Linked DNA regions of Homo sapiens: regions 2, 3 and 4 are each linked to region 1. Evidence: chromatin contacts called from ENCODE Hi-C or POLR2A ChIA-PET data. All regions are on one chromosome and are shown on one strand. The core of a region is the stretch at or near the end of the contact, and the rest is flanking DNA. Distances in the headings are between cores, read along the strand shown.

Region 1 (3,220 bases), core at 453-2,952:
GGAACTCTTCAGGCAGGATGGTCAGGAACTGCTCCAGCACCAGCAGCTCCAGGATCTGCTCCTTCGTGTGCAGCTCGGGCCTCAGCCACTCACAGCAGAGCACCCGGAGTTGGCTGAGAGCCTCCCGGGGTCCTGAAGCCTCATGGTACTGGAAGTGCCTGAAGCGCTGGTAAAAAGTCTCAAACGTTGGCGGGTTGTACTCCTGCATCCAGGTGCAGTCTTCTTCTTCCACCTTCACTATGAAAAGGTCTTCCTGCTCCTGGGAAGTCTCAGCTGGGGGGTCTAAGTCTATAACTTCTCGGGATTCGGTCATTATCATTCCAACTCAGAGGGAAGTCTTCGAGGCTGGCTGTGTTACACTGAAACAATTGTTTTTCTGCTCTTTAATATCTTCTGAAGGACACTTTCAGTAGCATGCAACCTACTGATGTATTGGGCATCATTATTAGCAAAGACAGATGGCAAAGAGGTCATCTATACTAAAGACGACCACTCAACAAAGTAATTTACTTAAAAATAGGTACTACAAGGTAGCCATCACTTCACCCACAAAATGATAATAAGGAATAACCCCAACATTTTAAAAGTGTAAAAGAGAGCCATACAAATCTGACATCAGGCCCAACCTAAAACACAGTTTTAGAGTGAAGAACTTTACATTCCATATAAATAACGGGACGAGACTAACTAGTCCAGACGCAGCCGCTCTTTCTCTCTACCATAAGACGAACTTAAGTCGGAATAAGGGTGAAAATCATTATAATGGTCAAAACTGAGCCTGTTCTCTAAGCTACAAGAGCTTGACAGGCCAAGGGGAGACTCCATCGGTCCCAAAGAGAAGCAGCGTTTATAAGGTACAGATCTGGACCTGGATTCCTCAGAATGGCCCCTGACCCCGAGATACAGAGACTGTGGCCCGGTCAAGGTTAGGGACAGGACCCCCGTCCAGTCACGAAGCCCCTGCCCCCTCCCCTCAAGGCCCCACTCTAGGGGAGCTCTCCTGGAACATCAAGCTCCCCGCAGCCGAGGCTGGGAAGATGCGGTTCTTCCCACGGAGAGAAACCGAAGCCGACACTCCCCAACACTTCCTCGCCGGAAGTAACCAAGTCCAATCTTGCCCTGTCCAACGGGGTTAAACCGTTAGATCCCACCCCCCCCCGAAAGCACTTCCGCGTCCTCTCTAGGAATCCCGGAGGACCTCACCTCGCACGGGGGGCGGACCAATCGGCGGGGAGATGGGACGCGGGCCCCGAGTCCCAGCCCACCCTCAGTGACTCGGACGTCTCCAGGGCCCCCGAAGCCGCTCGCACAGCATCACCAAAGCGGGGAGGCAAACGGAGCCACTCTCTCCCCTGCTCCATCCCAAAGCCATTCAAACAGCCCAAGCTCCTCCCCTTTCCGTGGGGCGGGGAAGGGGGCGGGGCCTCCAGAGTTGGGCTGAGGTTGCTCGTGTCTGATTGGCCGGGGAGCTTGCGCCTTCCCCCACCCCCAACGCTCTGCGCCCCGATTTGAAGTAGGTCTGTACCTTGCTGACAGCCCGCAAACCTCGCTTATGTTGAATTTGGGGCCCTTAGGTTTTCTTCACCCGCATCCTCGCTACTCTCACCACCCACTTTCCAAACAAACCCACCTCTTGACCACCGCAGTCGGCTCAGAAGGCCGACATCTTCAACGTCACACCCGCGAGTCGCAGGGGCCAGCTGTTCCCGGAACTACATCTCCCAGGAGGTGGCGCGCGGGACTCGCCGGTTGGCCAATGGGGGGCGGCTCTCTTTGCAGCCTCGGTCTCGCGAGCCTATCAGAAGGTGGCAGGGCCCGGAGTCGTGTCCTCGGGAGCCAAGGCTGGAAGGCTGGGAGTGGGCGGAGGGAGCGGGGCATCCCTTTGAAGAGAGGGGCGTTGCTTACGCAGGGCTTCCCTGGCCAAGGGGGTCTCGTCCTTAATGATACCTCTCTTCAGCCAGGCGCGGGGTCCCACGCTTGTAAGCCTAGCTAGTGGACAGGCTGAAGAAGCAGGATCGCTTGAGCCCAAGAGTTCGAGACCAGCTCGGGCAACATAGCGAGACCCCTGTCTATTAGAAATACCCTCCCTTGGCCGGGCTCGGTGACTCACACCTGTAATGCCAGCACTTTGGGAGGCCGAGGTGGGTGGATCACCTGAGGCCAGGAGTTCGAGACCAGCCTGGCCAACATGGTGAAACCCCGTCTCTACTAAAAATACAAAAACTTAGCTGGGCGTGGTGGCGCGAGCCTGTAATCTCAGCCACTTGGGAGGCTGAGGCAGGAGAATCACTTGGACCCGGGAGGCTGAGGATGCAGTGAGCCGGGATCGCACCATTGCACTCCAGCCTGGGCAACATAGTGAGACCCCATCTCTTAGTAATAATCTCCCGTTTTTGTTTTGTTTTGTTTTGTTTTTTGAGACGGAGTCTCGTTGTCCCCCAGGCTGGAGTGCAATGGCACGATCTCGGCTCACTGTAACCTCTGCTCCCAGGTTCGGGCAATTCTCCTGCCTCAGCCTTTCGAGTAGCTGGGATTACAGGCACACTCACCACGCCCGGCTTATTTTGTATTTTTAGTAGAGACGGGGTTTCCCCATGTTGGCCAGGCTGGTCTCGAACTCCTGACCTCAGGTGATGCGCCCGCATCGACCTCCCAGTGCTCTCCTTTTCATATGGTGCTTTATAGTTTCCAGGCCCCAGCCCTCCCCTCCCCCTACGCCCCGCGCAGTTTACAAAGTTGATGGGCAGGCAGGAGAAGAGTTACTGTTGCCACTGTTTTACAGGCGCGAAGGAAGGAACTGCTGTGAAATTGCAGCATCTGCAAAAAGATGAGAAGATATTTAGAAGTTAAAGGTCTCTTTTCAGGGAGCCCAAAATCTTGCATTTTAAGTAGCTTCCTATCTAGGACCAAACCCCCGGTGAATGTTTGCAATGCCCGTATTTTGTGTGTTAGTGAGTTGGTATAGAATTTTGCACCTATGGCTTAATTTTGTTGCTCGTATAAAGTTGTTTAATGTCTATGAAAGTTGTTCCAGATGGGCATGGTGGCTCACGCCTGTAATCCCAACATTTTGGGAGGCCGAGGTGAGAGGATCACTAGAATCCAGGAGTTGAAGACCAGCCTGGCCTTTTTACCCCGTCTCTACAAAAAATAAAATAAAATTAGCTAGGCATGGTGGCACATGCCTATAGTCTCAGCTACTCAGCAGGCTGAGACTGGA
Region 2 (3,220 bases), core at 1-2,500, 1.6 Mb before region 1:
TTAATGATCTCCCAAACATATCATCCTCCAGTGCCAGGCCTATGCCCAGGGGTATCCTCCTCTGTAGTATGTATCTCCAACACCACACAGGGTATGCAGATGCCCAAATCCTATCTTCCTCTCTGCAGGCACCCAGGCATTTGGTCTTCGACATTTCTCTTTAACTTTTCTTCCTTTTAGGGTGCCTCCTGCTAAGCGCCCACTCCTCCCCAGACACCAGGTGACCAATTTCCCTCAGTTAGGGCCCCGCCACCCAGGGGGTTCCCCTAAAAGAATGTCTGCAGAACAGACAGCAAGCTGGGTCAAGTGGGATGGAAGACAGAACCCTCACTGCCCAGTGTACCCCAGCTTCCCAGTTCCGGGGGGTCTGGGCCACATCCTGGAGTCTTCTCCTTACCCCAGTAGCTCTTCTATTCATGGACATGCCCAGGCTTGGAATCCCTGGGTGTGTGGCACTGTACTAGCTTAGTAAGTGAAAAATCAGAATTCAGGAGAACTGATTTTTTTGGTGGAGGGGAAAAGAGGGGCGCTGGGGAGCCTCGTGCGGCGCTCAAATAGGGGGGTGGGGAGCAAGCAGGAAGACGGAAGGCCTGGATTCCGGAAAGAGAATGGGAAGGGGGGCAGAGAGCCCCGGAGCCCGGGATCCCAAAGCCTGGGTCCCTCGGAGAAAAACCACGAGTCCACTTCGCTTCCCTACCTGGGCCCAGCCTCTAGGCAAGCACGGCCACGAACGCAGTAGGGCGCTCCCTTTTCCGACCCGGAAACTCCCCTCCCACACCCCTCTCCCCACCCGGGTCCCCGCTCCCGCCTGTGCAGCCCGGGAAGGGGGTCTCGGTGACTGGTGACCCCCGCTCCCTCCCTCAGCAAAGAGACTCCCGCAACCCTCTGCTTCGGGCGGCTTCCCTGCAGCGGGGATCGAGGGACCCCAGGGGCCAAGACCAGAGCGCCCCTCCCGGCTCGGGACGGCCCCGCCGCCCCTTCGTCAGCCCCCGCTCGCCCTGCAAATGCGCCCCCTCCCCGCCCCTCTCCCGAATGCCACCTCCCCCTCTTCCTCCCGAGCCCGGCTCGCCCACCCGCCGAGGCAAGGGAGGCCTCTGAGGACCAGAGGGAAGACAGGGCGGTTCACCCCGAGGGCGGCCCCCGAGGACCCCCGCAGGTGCAGCCCACGCCCCTCGCTTCCCCCTCCCCTCCCTCTTCGCACAGCCTACCATCCTGCAGCCTCCGGCTCGGCGCGTCCCACTTCGGCCACCGTAGGCGCCAGTCCCACTCCCTTTCTTATCCTTTCTCCTGCTGCCCTCCCTCTCGCCCGAAGCCCCGCCCCGTCCCGCCCAGGCTCTGACTCCCGGCGCGCCACGCACTGCGCAGGCGCCGACGCCGCGGGGAGCGCGGGCGGGGCTGGAGGCGGAGAAGCGGAAACCATGGCAACCAGGTCCTTGACTGCAGCTTCTAGGAGCCCGGTCGTCATGGTAACGCGGCTGTCCTGTGGGCTGGTTGGAGGATGGGGGAGGAGGACAATAAGGTCCTCGCGCTTTGGAGCCTTGTGGGGCAAAAAGGCGGGAAAAGGGGTGAGAGGTGAATGGGACGATCATTGGAGTTCGAAGCAGCAGGCAGGACTCCTGGAAGGGGAGTGGGCCGTGAAAAGGGAGCAGGGTGGGAATTAAGTGTAGGGGAGGAGGAGTGACCTGGAAAACAGAAAGACAAAGGGTCATGAGAAAAGTATAGAACCCAAGCTGAATATCTATTGAAAGCGTGATAGATACACCCCTCTAGTTTTTTTCTTTTTAGAGACAGGGTCTGGCCGCGTCACCCAGGTTGGAGTGCAGTGGTGGGATCGTGACTCTCTGCAGCCTTGAACTCCTGGCCTCAAGCGATCCTCCCGCCTCAGCCTCCTGAGTAGCTGGGACTACAGACGCACACCGTCATGCCCAGCTAATTTTTAATTTTTTTTTAGTAGAGACGGGGGTCTTACTATGTTGCCCAGGCTGGTCTCGAACTCTTGGGTTCAAGAGACCCTCCCGCCTCGGTTTCCCAAACTGCTGGGATTACAGGCGTGAGCCACCGCGCCTGGCTTCTGATTTTACAGTAAGAGAAATGTGTAGAAAAAGAATAAAAGAGAAAAGGAGAGGCTGCTATAAAAGGCATGTAAGGAGAAGGGGGAGGAACGTGAACTGAGGCAAAAGGGGAAGAAATAAAGAGCGTCTTAAAAGGTTAACTTGGGTCAAAACTCAAAAAGGGACAGATGTCACCCAAATCTCAGTGTGAAGATGAGGTGGATGTACGTTGTAATATGGGCTTTTAAACTGAATGTGTGTGTGTGTCTACATGTTACTGGAAAAAGGGGTCCCGATCCAGACCCCAAGAGAGAATTCTTGGATCTCATGCAGGAAGGAACCCAAAGCAAGTCGTAGAGTGCGATGAGAAGAGAGAGTTTATTGAAAGCTACACCCTTACGGAGTAGGGCGTCCTCAGAAAGCAAACAGAGGAACACACTGTCTTAAGTTTTTCTTTTCTTTCTTTCTTTTTTTTTTTCTTCTTTTTTTGAGACAGGGTCTTACTCTGTTGCCCAGGCTGGAGTGTAGTAGCATGATCATAGTTCACTGCAGCCTCCACCTCCTGAGCTCAAGCGATCCTCCCACTTCAGTCTCCCAAGTAGCTAGGACTACAGGCATGCACCACCACAGCCAGCTAATAGTTGTATGTTTTGTAGACACAGGGTATTGTCATGCTACCCAAGCTGGTCTGGGACTCCTGGACTCAAGGTATCCACACTCCTCAGCCTCCCAAAGTGTTGGGATTACAGGTATGAGCCACCGCCCCTGACCTTTAAGTTTTTCTTATATAGGGGTCTTGTTTTTGTAGAGACTAAACTAAGCCGAGTCAATGTGCAGATGGGCCAATGGCATGACAAAATTTATTATTCTGTTAATTTAACTATCCTTGACATTCTAGTAGGTAAGTACATCAAAGCAAAACTTAATTATCTTTCTTCCTTTTTTTTTTTTCTTGAGACAGAGTCTTGATCTGTTGCCCAGGCTGTAGTGCAGTGGCGTGATCTCAGCTCACTGCAACCTCCACCTCCTGGGTTCAAGCCATTCTTGTGTCTCAGCATCCCTAATAGCTGGATTACAGCTACATCCTTTCACCTCAGCCTCCCAAGTAGCTGTGACTGCAGGCATGAACCAGTGCATCCAATTAATTAAAAAAATATTTTGTTGTAGAG
Region 3 (3,220 bases), core at 271-2,770, 1.4 Mb before region 1:
TTTTAGGCAAAACAGTGACAAGAAACCTAATCATATATTGTCAGGGAAATAATCTGACGACCTCTCCAGTCAGATCAACTCTATATTATTATTTTTCTGAAGCAATCCTCCTAAAATATAATTTACAACCTGGGCAACAGAGCAAGACGCTGTCTCTACAAAAAATAATTTTAGACCAAGCACTGGCTCATGCCTGTAATCCCAGCACTTTGGGAGGTCGAGCTGGGTGGATTACCTAAAGTCGAGAGTTCCAAACCAGCCTAGCCAACATGGTGAAACCCCGTCTCTACTAAAAATACAAAAATTAGACGGGCGTGGTGGCAGGTGCCTGTAATCCCAGCTACTCGGGAGGCTGAGGCAGGAGAATTACTTGAACCCCAGAGGCGAAGGTTGCAGTGAGCCAAGATTGCGCCATTGCACTCCAGCCTGGGCGACAGGGCAAGACTCTGTCTCGAAATAACAATAATAATTTTTAAAAGTTAGGCGGGCGTGATGGCCTCCCCCTGGAGTCCCAGCTTCTCAAGAGGCTGAGGCGGGAGGCTCGGTTGAGCCCGGGAGGTGGAGGCTGCTACGACTGCATCAATGCACTCCAGCCAGGGCAGCAGAACAAGACCCCATCTCAATAACAAAACAAAAAAAAGCAAAAAAGCACGCTTTTCGTGCATGTATAAACAGTGCTTCTTCATACTCAAACTCTTAGCTCTATAGCTCTGATCTGCAGAGAATTTCAAAAACCAAGCCACAGCTAGTTATTTGGCCAACAGCAAATAGGCTGAACCACAGAAAACGGTCCAATGAGCCATTTCATAGGATTCGCCCTCATAAAAATTACAAGGGGGAGAAAGAAAAGCGACGCGGGTGGAGTGAAACGGCATGAAACGGGGACAAGATGAAGTTAAAAACGGCTCACCTGTCATTCCAATCGTCCCCTCGACGTCTTTCATCTCTCTCGCGGGAACGGTCGTAGTCGCTGCGCTCTCTTCTGAACTTGTCCCTGCGCCTTCGATCGTACTCGTCATCACTGTCACCCATGGCACGGTCTGAGGGGGCCTGGGGACCGGGGAGAGGCGGTAGGAGTGGTGCAAAAGGACGAGCGGAGGAAGGGACCGTCCCTCGCGGGCAGCTCGCCCGCTTCCCTCCCGCCAAGGCCAGCCCTCCGCGGCCCCCACCATCCTAGGCCTGAGAACGCGGCTCCAACACCTCCACTCGCCCCGAGTTTCTCCGCGCCCGCCCCCGTGGACCCCGGTTCCTCTCCCGCCCCAGCGGGGCCCCCCAGGCTCCTCCCCTCCCCCACCTTGGTGCGGCCGCGGCCGTTGGACTCGCGCTCGGACGGGCTAGATTTCAGGGCGACCTGGGTCGCGGGCGCGCGACGAGGACTTCGAGGAGGGCGAGACGGAGACGGAGCTCTTGAGTAGAGGGCCGAAGAGAGGCGAACAAAAGTGGGACAACCGGGGATGGGCAGTAGCGCGCGCAGCCCGCGCTGCGCCTGCGTCACCCACGCCTCCGAGGCACAAAGCTCCACCCTCGCGGCCGGAACTGGAACTAACAAACCGAGCGCGAAGGGCGGGGAGAGCAGGGCGTGATGGGAAAGGGGCGGGGATCTCGCAAGTCTCGCGCGGCTTTTCGAGACGATAACGGCTCGAGCGTTAGGAACTACGGGACCTCGGCTGGGCCAAGCGCGGCCTCGGGAGGCGAACAAGCCCTCTGGGCGCGAAGGGAGAGCGGAAGTCGAGGATCGCGCGACCCCAGATGTGTCGGGGTCCTAAGACGGTTCTCATCCAGCCATGTTCCCCCCACGGGCCTCCTGACCTCACCGGGGGTGATTTCGTCCCCTCCTCGGGCAGGGCGTGGGCTTGGGAAGCGCGGGCGCTTAGGGGATGGAAGGTGGAAGCAACCATTTTAAAGCATCGTATCCCACCATTTTCTGCTCCAAATATCCAGCCAAAATTGGGTGCCACAGTGCGCACTAAATGCAAAGTCCGCCGTTCCTGCTTTTCCTCGACAAAGACGCCCCGTCTTTAAGTAAAATTGGCAGATCTCAGTCTTAACCCCGCTCAGTATTTGGATGAAATAGGCTGTAAGTTAACGCCCTAAACAGAGTATGGACCGCCCAGATTCAATGGATTACCACCCCCGGGAGTAACACCAAGGCCCCTCTCAGTGAATTGAGTGTGAGACTTAATAGGAAGACCAGCTGAGATGGCTCACGCCTGCAATCCCAGCGCTTTGGGAGGCCGACGTGGGAGAATCACTTGAGCCCAGGAGTTGGAGACCTGCCTGGGCAACATAGCAAGGCCCCTTTACAGAATATTTAGGGCCAGGCACATTGGCTCACACCTGTGATCCCAGCACTTGGGAAGGTCGAGGAGGGAGGACTTAAGCCCAAGAGTTCAGGACTAGCCTGGGCAACATAGCAAGATCCCATCTACACACAAAAAAATAATAACTGGGCTTGGTGGGATGCCCCTGTGGTCCTAGCTACTGGGGAGGCTAAGCCAGGAGGACTGTTTGAGCCCAGGAGTTCAGGGCTGCAGTGAGCCTTGATTGCACCACTGCACTCTAGCCTGGGGAACAGAGTGAGGCCCTGTCTCAAAATAGATACATAGAGGAAATCTTGCCTCCTCCCTGAGGCGTGCTTGCTCCCAGCACTGAGAGGAGGGTAGTGACGGATTACAAGAGTTGTCAAAAAAAACTGGACCTGAGTCAAAAAGACCCAGGTTCCACCATTTAAGAACCATGCAATCTGGGGGAGTCACCTCTCAGCTCTGACATCCTCACATGTAAAAATGCAGACAGTGGCCAAGGGCGGTGGCTCACGCCTGTAATCCCAGCACTTTGGTTGGGTGAAGCGGGCAGATCACTTGAGGTCAGGAGTTCAAGACCACCCTGACCAAGGTGGTGAAACCCCGTCTCTACTAAAAATACAAAATTAGCCAGACGTGGTGGCGGGCGCCTGTAATCCCAGCTACTCAAGAGGCTGAGGCAAGAGAATCACTTGAACCTGGGAGGCAGAGGTTGCAGTGAGCCGAGATGGCACCACTGCATTCCAGCCTGGGTGACAGAGCCAGACTCCGTCTCAAAAAAAAAAGAAAAAAAATGCAGGCAGTAACAATGACTGGGCCTGTAATGGGCTACTGGGAGAATCAGATGAGACAACAGACTTGGAAGTGTTTTGTAAACTCGAGGGATTATTATTTCTTGATTGGAGAAAGAGAAGACA
Region 4 (3,220 bases), core at 286-2,785, 1.2 Mb before region 1:
GGGTTGGGTGCAGAGCAGTGTTAACATCCTTCTGTAAGAGAAACGGAGGCTTTTGAGAGGCCAGGCGTGGCGGCTCATGCCTGTCATCCCGGCACCTTGGAAGGAGGATCCATTTGGGTCCAGGAGTTCCCGGCACTTTGGAAGGAGGATCATTTGGGTCCAGGAGTTCAAGACCAGCCTGGGCAACATGGGGGAAACCCTGTCTCTACAAAAAAAAAAAAAAAAAAAAAAAAAAAGCTGGGCGTGGTGGTGTGCCCTGGTAGTCCTAGCTACTCAGGGTGCTTGAGGCAGGAGGATTGCTTGAGCCCAGGAGGCGCAGGATGCAGTTAACCGTGATCGCGCCACTGCACTCCAGCCTGGGCGACAGAGCAAGACTCTGTCTTGGAAAACAAACAAACAACAAATACAATAAATTAAAAAAATTAGTTGGGTGTGGTGGCACACAGCTGTAGTCCCAGCTACTCAAGAGGCTGTGGCAGGAGGATCCCTTGAGACCAGGAGTTCAAGACCAGCCTGGGCAATGTTATGAGACACGCCACCCGCCCAGTCTTTACAGAGAATAAAAAAGTTATCTGGGTGTGATGGTGCACACCTATAGTCCCAACAATTCAGGAGGCTGAGATGGGAGGATCGCTTGAGACACGGGAGTTGGAGGCTGCCGTAAGCCGAGATCGGGCTAGTACACTGCAGCTGGGGCAACAGAGTGAGACCCTGCTTCAAAAAAATAAATAAATAGGGGCCGGGCGCGGTGGCTCACGCCTGTAATCCCAGCACTTTGGGAGGGCGAGACAGGCGGATCACTTGAGTGGTCAGGAGTTCTAGACCAGCCTGGCCAACAAAAATAAGCCAAACGTGGTGGTGTGTGCTTGTAATCTCAGCTACTCGGGAGGCCAAGGCATGAGAATCACTTGAATCCGGGAGGCGGAGGCTGCAGTGAGCCGAGATCGCGCCACTGGACTGCAACCTGGGGGACAGAGCAACACTCTGTCTCAATAATTAAATAAATAATTAAAAAAATAAAGAGGCTCCTGAGAGTCAACTTATTTGCCTGAGCCACTTATTTCACACATCCCAGGACGCCTGATGAAGGGTTCTGGATTTTATTGTCTCCTGTCATCCAGGCGGGCTTCCTGGAGGAAACCGGACCGCCAGGGAGGCCGCGGCCTCGGTCCCAGAGGTCGCGCGTCGCGGGGCCGGGGGAGGTGGGGGAGAGGAGGCCGCTCTGGGGCCGATCCCGCCCGCAGCTGGGGGCCCCCGTCACGTGACCAGCCGGGCGCCCAGGTCACGTGTCGGGGCGGGGAGGGGGGGGGCTGTCGGGGGCGACGGGCGTCCGGGCAGTGGCGCGCGCGGCACGCGAGCAGCGCACGAGGAGAGGTGGCGCGGGCCGGAGCCGCGGAGGGAGGCGGCGGCGGCGGCGGCGGCGGCGGCGGCGGCGGCGGCGGCGGCGGCGGCGGCGGCGGCGGCGGCGGCGGTGGAAGGGGCGGCCCCGCGGCCCCGCGTCCGCGTCACGTGGTGCGAGGCGGGCAGCCATCTTGCTACAAACACAAACACAGAGGAGCGGCCGCCGCGGGAGCGCCAGCGCCCCCTCCCCCGCTGCTAGCCGCCGTCGCCGTCCCCGGCCCCCGCCCGCCGCGCGCCGCCCACGCCCCGGGACCGGACCCTCGCGCCGCCCGCGGTAAGCGCCCAGTGGCCCCGCGGCCCCCGGCCCGCAGCCCAGCCCCGGGGCAGGCCCGCCCCCGACGCCGCGGCGGCCGCGCCGAGCCCGCGAGCTAGAGAAGCGCCGGAGCCAGCGCGCGGGCCGCCAGCGAGGACCCTCCCCCGTCTCCTCCCCGAGGCCGCCGCAGCCCGGTGCGTCCTCCCGCTCTCCCGCCCGCTCCGGCCCATCCCCGCCGCCGGGACCCTCCCCCAGAGCCGGCCAGCCTCGGGGAGGCCCCGGGAGGCCGGCGCCCGGCTTAGGGGGCGACCGCTCGCCCCCCTCGCACCTGGCGCCCCTCCCTGAAGGGCACGCCGTCCTCCCGGGCCGGCGCGCTGCCTTCCACCCCCGCGCTCCTAACGGTCGCCCCCGGGCCCCTGCCAAGCCCTGCCCTGGGCCGCCTGGGGGCCCCCGACCCTAGCGTCCTAGGGTGGCCGGGCCCCGCGCTTCCCGGAGTTCTCCCCAGCGCGCCTTTGGGTTCCCCTCGGAACGAGCTGGGCCTTGCGGTTCCCCAGGTCCAAGCGTTCCACGACTTTGGCCAACATGGAAGCCTTGCCCTCCACCCAGGCACCTCGCCTGGGTCCTCCTCACCTCTGTTTCCTTTCGCTCCGGCGATCTTAGTGCTGGGTCATTGGGGTCTCCTTCTTCCCAGTTGCTCGGCCGCGGGAAATACCTTCCTTAGCAGAGACTGCTTGTCCTCCCCGTCCCAGGCCAGGCCCTTCTCAGCTCATGCCCCTCCGTGCAGCAGCTCCCTGGCCACAGCTCTCACACTTTGCCTTAAAAAAAAAAAAAAACAAAAAAATTTCCGAGTAACTTTTTAAAAGCCCCTCGTCTCTCTTCTCTGTTATACAGTCATTACTCGCATTCCCGGTCAGACTCCAGGTCTGTTGCATCCTAGTGCTAGGAACTAGGAGATGCTACATAAAGACTTGTTAGCTGGATTGGATTTTTTTTTTCCAGCCACCCAAGCCTTACTTCCCTCCTGCCTCTCAAAGTGTCGTTCTGGAAGATCGTCAGCTTTCCCACCCTCTTGTGCACTGCCTCTTCGAGTCTATATAGAAGTTTCAATTTAGAACCCCGCCAACCCCTCGCCTTTGGCATGGAAACACCATCGGTGGTACCAGTAAGGGTCTCTCCTTTGCTGCCGACATGGGGGATTTGGGGTTCTTTCTCCTTCCCATCTTTCCTGTGCCCTTTGCAGACCTAGGCTAGCCACCCTCCACCAGGCTAGCCAGCTCCAATCTGATTTTCTTAGATTGTAGGTCTTGGTCCCCCAGCGGTCTGTCGTGCCATTGGGAAGGATTTGAGGGTAGACCTGGCCTTGGTGTCCCTGCCATTGCCTGGGGACCAGGGGCCCTGAGGGTCCCACGTGGTGGTTAGTCAAGTGGACCATGTGCTTAAACTTCTGGACTAGCTTTTTCTGCTGTTGGACACATCAGTCTTGTGTTCGTGATCTGATGCGTTAGCCCTAACTTTTACATCTGCTATTGGAATTTGGGAATTAAAGAAAAATAGCCCACTTTAGAG

The links. Hi-C counts contacts between places; a loop is a spot of excess contacts on that map. ChIA-PET counts read pairs that join two places held with the same protein, here RNA polymerase II (POLR2A). Pooled maps may share reads with other maps.
Region 2: a pooled map shows a loop between it and region 1 (11-fold over the local background). The contact joins the promoter of AP1S1 here to the promoter of ZKSCAN5 in region 1. A Hi-C loop is called at or near these places in 4 of 50 pooled maps. POLR2A ChIA-PET finds 5 or more read pairs at or near these places in 2 of 52 experiments (K562 and naive thymus-derived CD4-positive, alpha-beta T cell).
Region 3: a pooled map shows a loop between it and region 1 (9-fold over the local background). The contact joins the promoter of SRRT here to the promoter of ZKSCAN5 in region 1. A Hi-C loop is called at or near these places in 1 of 37 single-sample maps with no recorded cell type and 8 of 50 pooled maps. POLR2A ChIA-PET finds 5 or more read pairs at or near these places in 2 of 52 experiments (CD4-positive, alpha-beta T cell and GM12878).
Region 4: a pooled map shows a loop between it and region 1 (5-fold over the local background). The contact joins the promoter of GIGYF1 here to the promoter of ZKSCAN5 in region 1. A Hi-C loop is called at or near these places in 1 of 37 single-sample maps with no recorded cell type and 6 of 50 pooled maps. POLR2A ChIA-PET finds 5 or more read pairs at or near these places in 1 of 52 experiments (A673).

The regions. Positions count from the first base shown.
Region 1 is chr7:99,503,144-99,506,363 of GRCh38, reverse strand. ZKSCAN5 (zinc finger with KRAB and SCAN domains 5) reads right to left here and starts at 1,702. Exons shown (of 7, transcript NM_145102.4): 1 at 1,631-1,702; 2 at 1-359. The coding sequence starts at 319. RefSeq lists enhancers at 1,036-1,115, 1,496-1,675, 2,066-2,115.
Region 2 is chr7:101,152,506-101,155,725 of GRCh38, reverse strand. It overlaps AP1S1 (adaptor related protein complex 1 subunit sigma 1), which reads right to left and starts at 1,250. Exons shown (of 5, transcript NM_001283.5): 1 at 1,209-1,250. The coding sequence starts at 1,211. RefSeq lists enhancers at 344-844, 1,164-1,458 and a silencer at 1,269-1,508.
Region 3 is chr7:100,873,403-100,876,622 of GRCh38, reverse strand. It overlaps SRRT (serrate, RNA effector molecule), which reads right to left and starts at 1,520. Exons shown (of 20, transcript NM_015908.6): 1 at 1,295-1,520; 2 at 911-1,050. The coding sequence starts at 1,032. TRIP6 (thyroid hormone receptor interactor 6) reads right to left here. Exons shown (of 9, transcript NM_003302.3): 9 at 3,169-3,220. RefSeq lists a silencer at 1,039-1,268 and enhancers at 1,409-1,468, 1,679-1,728, 1,305-1,970, 1,971-2,635.
Region 4 is chr7:100,692,565-100,695,784 of GRCh38, reverse strand. It overlaps GIGYF1 (GRB10 interacting GYF protein 1), which reads left to right and starts at 1,535. Exons shown (of 27, transcript NM_001375765.1): 1 at 1,535-1,675. RefSeq lists an enhancer at 1-429, silencers at 1,117-1,276, 1,717-1,816, 1,987-2,106 and a cis regulatory region at 968-2,461.